2 separate regions of the Homo sapiens genome follow, and region 2 is linked to region 1. Evidence: chromatin contacts called from ENCODE Hi-C or POLR2A ChIA-PET data. All regions are on one chromosome and are shown on one strand. Each heading gives the region's core, a stretch centred on a gene start or an enhancer-like site at or near the end of the contact. The rest is flanking DNA. Distances are from core to core; before and after follow the strand shown. Region 1 overlaps PKNOX1 (PBX/knotted 1 homeobox 1). Region 2 overlaps PKNOX1 (PBX/knotted 1 homeobox 1).

Region 1 (2,928 bases), core at 429-2,928:
TTGGAGGTCAGCATGTTTCCTCCCCCCGTAGATACGGAGGGCACTTCTCACATGAGGGTCTTACCACCTGCTTTGGGTGAGGGTCAGAAAGTCCTTCCTAGGTTTCGTGACCTGCCTCAGGAGAGAAGGGTTGGGGAAGGTCAGAGAGATGTTCCTGCACAAGCTGCTTCTCAAATTCTTTCAGCTTCAAATATTCAGTGTGCCCAGGTGCCACATTTTGGGGTAGCATGTCCTGAACCTTGTCAAAACTATATGGATGTTTTAATATAGTTTTAAAATAAAATGAAGTCAAAAGTTGGGGGGAAGTAGTCTCTAAAAATTGAAAGCAGCCGAGCACTGTGACTCACAGCTGTAACCCCAGCATTTCGTGAGGCCAAGGTGGGAGGATCGCTTGAAGCCAAGAGTTCGATACCAGCCTTGGAAACAGCCAGACCCCATCTCTACAAAAAAAGAAAAAAAAAAAACCCTGAAAGCAAAACGAATAAAAATAACCAAACCACAAATTGAGTTGGTGGCTTAACTATACAGAGAGGAGTTATTTCAAGTGACTTCAAAACAAATTGTATTGGCCAGGCGTGGTGGCTCACGCCTGTAGTCCCAGCACTTTGGGAGATCGAGGCAGTAGGATCATGAGGTCAGGAGATTGAGACCATCCTGGCTAACACAGTGAAATCCCGTCTCTACTAAAAATTCAAAAAAATTTAGCTGGGCATGGTGGCGGGCACCTGTAGTCCCAGCTACTCGGGAGGCTGCGGCAGGAGAATGGCGTGAACCCCAGAGGCGGAGGCGGAGCTTGCGGTGAGCCAAGATCGTGCCACTGCACTCCAGCATGGGCGACAGAGCGAGACTCCGTCTCAAAAAAAAAAAAACAAACCAAAAAAACAAATTGTATTGTACATCCTAGCAGGGTAAATCCTAAAGACAAAATAACTAAAAAGAAACCCTGGGCAGTTTTTAGTATGTGAATTGTTAGTAATAACATTTTAACTTATTTATTTATTTATGTACTTACTGACTTACAGCTACTTTTTGAGATGGGATCTTGCTCTATCAGCCAAGCTGGATCATGCCACTGCACTCAGCTTCCAAACCTTTGCTCTTGCTGGAGATGCACTACTACAAATAAGCCACAGGACATCACTTTCTTCAGACCCTGCAGAGCATGTTACACTCATGTGGCTTCGGAAGCTGCATTCTGGTCACAGCTGAGCGTCTTTCGTGGTGCTTGCCTCATGGGCCAGCTGCTTCATCAGCTCACCCTGTGTTTCCCATTTTGAATAATGCCGTAATTCATAGGTTGAATTGATGTAATTCACTGTTGCAGGCACCAGAGTTGTACAGATTGTTGACAAGTGTCCTGTCCTTGTGAGTTCGACCTTATCTTAGAAGCACAATTATTTTATCGTCAGAGGTCAGGCTGTGTAGAAGAAATAGCAGGGCTTTGGAGCTGGACAGATTGAAGTCACCCAACCTCTGGTACATCTGTGTCCTCAACAGGGAAACAAGGACAACTAACCTATCTGCGTCTTCTAGAGTAGTCTGGTCACAGCTAGTGTGAACCCCCCGGTCACACTGTTAGTGGCAAAAAACCATTTTATTATGTGGACAAATTCTGTGGACCAGGAATATGGAGAGGAAGTGGCCGTCTCTCCTCCAGGATGTCTGAGTCCTCAGCTGGGACGACTCAGCGGCTGGGGGTGACGTAATGACTGAGGAATGGTATCTTCTGGAGGCGCTTTCTGAAATCCGTCAGCTGGAACACGAGCTGGGGATACTGACCAGAGCACACGTGCAGACTCCACAGGACCTGGGCTTCTTCACAGATTAGAGGAGGTCTTCACAGCACTGGGGGTTCCCTCACAGCACTGGGGGGTTCCCTCATAGCATTGGGGGCTTCCTCACAGCACTGGGGGGTTCTCTCACAGCACTGGGGGGCTTCCTCACAGCAATGGGGGCCTTCCTCACGGTATCGGGGGCTCCCTAATAGCATTGGGGGCTTCTTTGATATCATTGCGAGCTTCCTCACAGCACTGGGGGGCTTCCTCAGCACTGGGGGTCTCCTTTATGTCATTAGGGGGCTTTCTCATAGCAGTGTCAGGGGGGCGTTCCTCACAGCATGGGGCTTCCTGGTAGTCGGAGTGTCACTATGAACAAGATGGAAGCCTCCTTGCCTTTTCTAACCCAGCTCTGGAGTCGCACACCATCATTTCCACTGCATTCTCTTGTTCTCAAATGAGTCACTAGGTCAGCCTGGATTGCAGAGGAAGGGACAAAGACCTCGTGTCTCGATGGGAGAAATGCCATAGAGTTGGGGGATGCACTGGCCTTGGCATGTAGTAGACACAGCTCTGTCTGCCCTCACTGCCCCTTTCCTCCCCTCACGAAGCTCCATTCTTCTCCTGACACTCAAAACGCTGACTGAACGAATGTCCGTCTCGCCTCCACAGGGCCTACATCAACAGGACTCGCGGGCCGAGCTTCCAGGCGCCTTGAGTGGCTGGGCCGGGCCTCCACGTTGCCCTGCTGCAGGGTTAGGTGGGAGCGAGACTGGCCCCACTCCTGTTGACTGTTCCACCAGCACCTTCAGTTTGTGGAAGTGGTTGTGTCCAAAGAGATTTTCGTAAAAACATCACAATTCTAAAACTTTTTTTTTTTTTTCACAATTCTAAAACTTTATGCATTTTTGGCATTTAAAAAGCCCTGGCAAGTCTACTGCCTTATTTCTCCTGCTCCCTTGGCCTGTGGGTCTGTTCCTGTATGGTTACCCACTTTGTTTTTTTTGTTTTTTTTTTTTTTTGCTGTTACTGTGGCTTTGTAGTATATTTTAAAATTTGGTATTCGTTAACTCTTTTTTTTTCTTTTTTTTTTTTTTTGAAACAGAGTCTCGTTCTGTTGCCTGGCCTGGAGTGCAGTGGTGCAGTCTGGGCT
Region 2 (2,856 bases), core at 1-2,500, 42 kb after region 1:
ATGTGTCTTGAGACCCAAATTGAGCATGTTGCTGTTATTCCTGCCCTGCACCTGTGGAGCAGGAGTGGCAGGGCTGGCTGTGCTGGGTTCCAGCTCGCTCCCACCGAGGGACTAGCTTGGCCTTTGCGCTTTGATTCCAGATAGTAAGATGAGTGGAAGTGTTTATCGAGCATGCAAAAGAAACCCTCACGGCTAAGGGCTCTGGGAGTTGTGTCTGTGTGACCTGAGAGTGATCCATCTCCTGCCTGTGTGAGGTAGCAGTGGGCACTTTTCATTGAGACAAACTCCAGGGTGTCCAGAGGGGGTTCTGCCCCTTGTGAAGGCCCATTCCTGGCACTTAGAGACAGAAAGAACTCAGCAATCTTTCGTTCTAGTTATATTCGGTCTTTGAAACTGACAATCTTTGAAATGTGAATACTGTAACAATATGTTTTCTTGGATTGTTGTCTTTAAAAAGGATTTTTGTGAAGCAATTGATTTATCAAAGCAAAAAAATTAAAAATAGAAACTTGCTTTATGGATGTTTTATTTTATAAAGCTCATGTCACCAAAAGCTGCTTCTCCATTTTATGTAAAACATTGAGAATGTTTTCATGTTTTCTGGTGACATGTAGGGTCTGTAGTCACCCCTGCATATTGAGAAACTAGGACCACACTGCATCGGACTAGTCAGGTCCATTTACATGTCCAAGAATCTTTTCTTAAATTCCTTACTTTGTTCATTCATTGGCTGTTCAGGCAGAAAATGGAAACAGGTAGCTTTTATGTTTTTTATTATAGTTTTCCACAAATCTAATTATTTTGATAGTTACAAGAAGATAATGATTCATCAGTAAGCTAACATAATCCCTTTCATAGTTCATATTATAAATTTTCATGACAAGAAAGTTCCTGAAGATTTAAAAGGTACATTAAAACAATTTCAGAGGGTTTTTAATCTTTGTTGTCCAGAGTGTTATAACTCCCAACAACTGTTCATGCTTAGAGGCTAAAGTCAGCAGACTTAGTATTTTAAAAACCACATGCAAAATTATGAGTCTTGTTGGTAATTAGTAGTGACAGCTGACTGTATTGTTTCAAGCAATGTTTTCATTGGTTACAGAAAACTGAGGCACTGTGTTGTATTTCCAGCTCCCTTAGTTCAGAGGTGAGAGGACGGGCATGAACTTTATTAATGTGGGGCCTCAGGCAGCCCCAGTCTCTCTAGGCTTCCAGGGCTTCATTTATGAAAAGGAAGAACTGGCTTATAAGGTTTATTCTAGCCTTACAATGATGTTTATGACTAATAAGATTCTATCTCTCCATCTAAAGACTGATGAGGAAGTGAGTAATGGTCTAGCAAATCCAGAAAATAAGAAATATTTGGATTAAATATTTAGTGTTTCACAGTTTTTGAATTATATGAATGTCATAAACAATGTCTACTGTTTTTAGCTTTCATGCCATTCTATTATGTATACTCTCAGAAGAAATTCTTAGTACAAGGCCGGGCGCGGTGGCTCCCGCCTGTAATCCCAGCACTTTGTGAGGCCAGGGTGGGCGGATCACCTGAGGTCAGGAGTTTGAGATCAGTCTGGCCAACATGGTGAAACCCCATCTCTACTACAAACACAAAAATTAGCCAGGCATGGTGGCAGGCACCTGTAATCCCAGCTACTCGGGAAGCTGAGGCAGGAGAATCTCTTGAATCCGGGAGGCGGAGGTTGCAGTGAGCTGAGATTGTCCCACTGCACTCCAGCCTGGGGCATAGAGCGAGACTCTGTCTCAAAAAAAAAAAAAATTCTTAGTACAAATTATTTTTGCCCTTGTACAGTGGGATATTTTTACCTTCACTAAGACCTAGGATAGTTGTTTAACTATCATTGTTTATAAAATCTGCGAGACTAGTGACTATATAGCATCTAAGCACATGTGACTGAAAGCAGTGAATGCCCGGGGTGGCATCTGGGCCTGGGGCCAGCTTTTCCCAATCCCACGTCTTCACCATGCAGCCCAGGTCGGGTCTGGCACCTGCAGGCTCCTCTCTGCCAGGCCTCCTCAGGTCTGGCTTTTGTAGTCTATAAAGGACTAGTTAGTGTTGCTTACTTGGATAATTTGTAAGTATTCTGTATAAAAATCGTATTTAGAAGGTATTATCTTATACAGATGTTTCCATTCTTTATCTCCCACAGCAACCCACACTCTCATGGCTTCTGCTGCGGGAAGCGCTCCTTCCTGGGATTCCCTGGCACAGTTCAGATGAGTATTTCTCCACCTTCACTGGCTGCTCTCCTCTAGCTCCACAGTCTCTACAACCCAGGTCTACACTAACACACAAGACAATGTAAACTGTTAAGGGCTTCACAACTTATTTCTGACATGGATTGCTGTGTTAAGATAATATGAAAGAAAACTCAGTGAATATAAAGTAAAATATTTTAAAATATAACTGATTTTTCTACAGGCCATTTTCTAAAAATGTCTAAGCAGCTAAGGACTTCAACCCTGTAAAAAGCAAGAATGGTTTTAATATAAATCAGGAATTCTAGACCGGGCGTGGTGGCTCACACCTTTAGTCCCAGCACTTTGGGAGGCCGAGGCAGGCAGATCACCTGAGGTCAGGAGTTTGAGACCAGCCTGGCCATCACGGAGAAACCTGGTCTCTACTAAAAATAAAAAAATTAGTCGGGCATGGTGGTGGGTGCCTGAAATCCCAGCTACTCGGGAAGCTCAGGCAGGAGAATCGCTTGAACCCAGGAGGTGGAGATTGTAGTGAGCCGAGACCACGCCACTTCACTGCAGTCTGGGCGACAGAGCAAGGCTCTGCCCCAAAATAAATAAATAAATAAATAAATAAATAAATAAATAAGGAATTCT

What was found. A loop is a pair of places that touch in the nucleus more often than their neighbours do. ChIA-PET counts read pairs that join two places held with the same protein, here RNA polymerase II (POLR2A). Pooled maps may share reads with other maps.
Region 2: a loop to region 1 is called in a pooled map, with 10 times the contacts of the local background. The contact joins two enhancer-like sites. A Hi-C loop is called at or near these places in 1 of 37 single-sample maps with no recorded cell type and 6 of 50 pooled maps. POLR2A ChIA-PET finds 5 or more read pairs at or near these places in 4 of 52 experiments (H1, OCI-LY7, WTC11 and 1 more).

The regions. Positions count from the first base shown.
Region 1 is chr21:42,990,878-42,993,805 of GRCh38, forward strand. All of the region lies in intron 1 of PKNOX1 (PBX/knotted 1 homeobox 1), which reads left to right. Among named protein-coding and RNA genes, the nearest start is that of PKNOX1, 18 kb to the left of the region's middle. RefSeq lists an enhancer at 1,582-2,105. Within about 2 kb of position 1,679, at least 11 of the 41 ENCODE cell types and tissues checked have a DNase peak (open chromatin) inside an H3K27ac peak, as active enhancers do.
Region 2 is chr21:43,033,066-43,035,921 of GRCh38, forward strand. PKNOX1 (PBX/knotted 1 homeobox 1) reads left to right here. Exons shown (of 11, transcript NM_004571.5): 11 at 1-866. Among named protein-coding and RNA genes, the nearest start is that of CBS, 41 kb to the right of the region's middle. Within about 2 kb of position 1,251, at least 2 of the 41 ENCODE cell types and tissues checked have a DNase peak (open chromatin) inside an H3K27ac peak, as active enhancers do.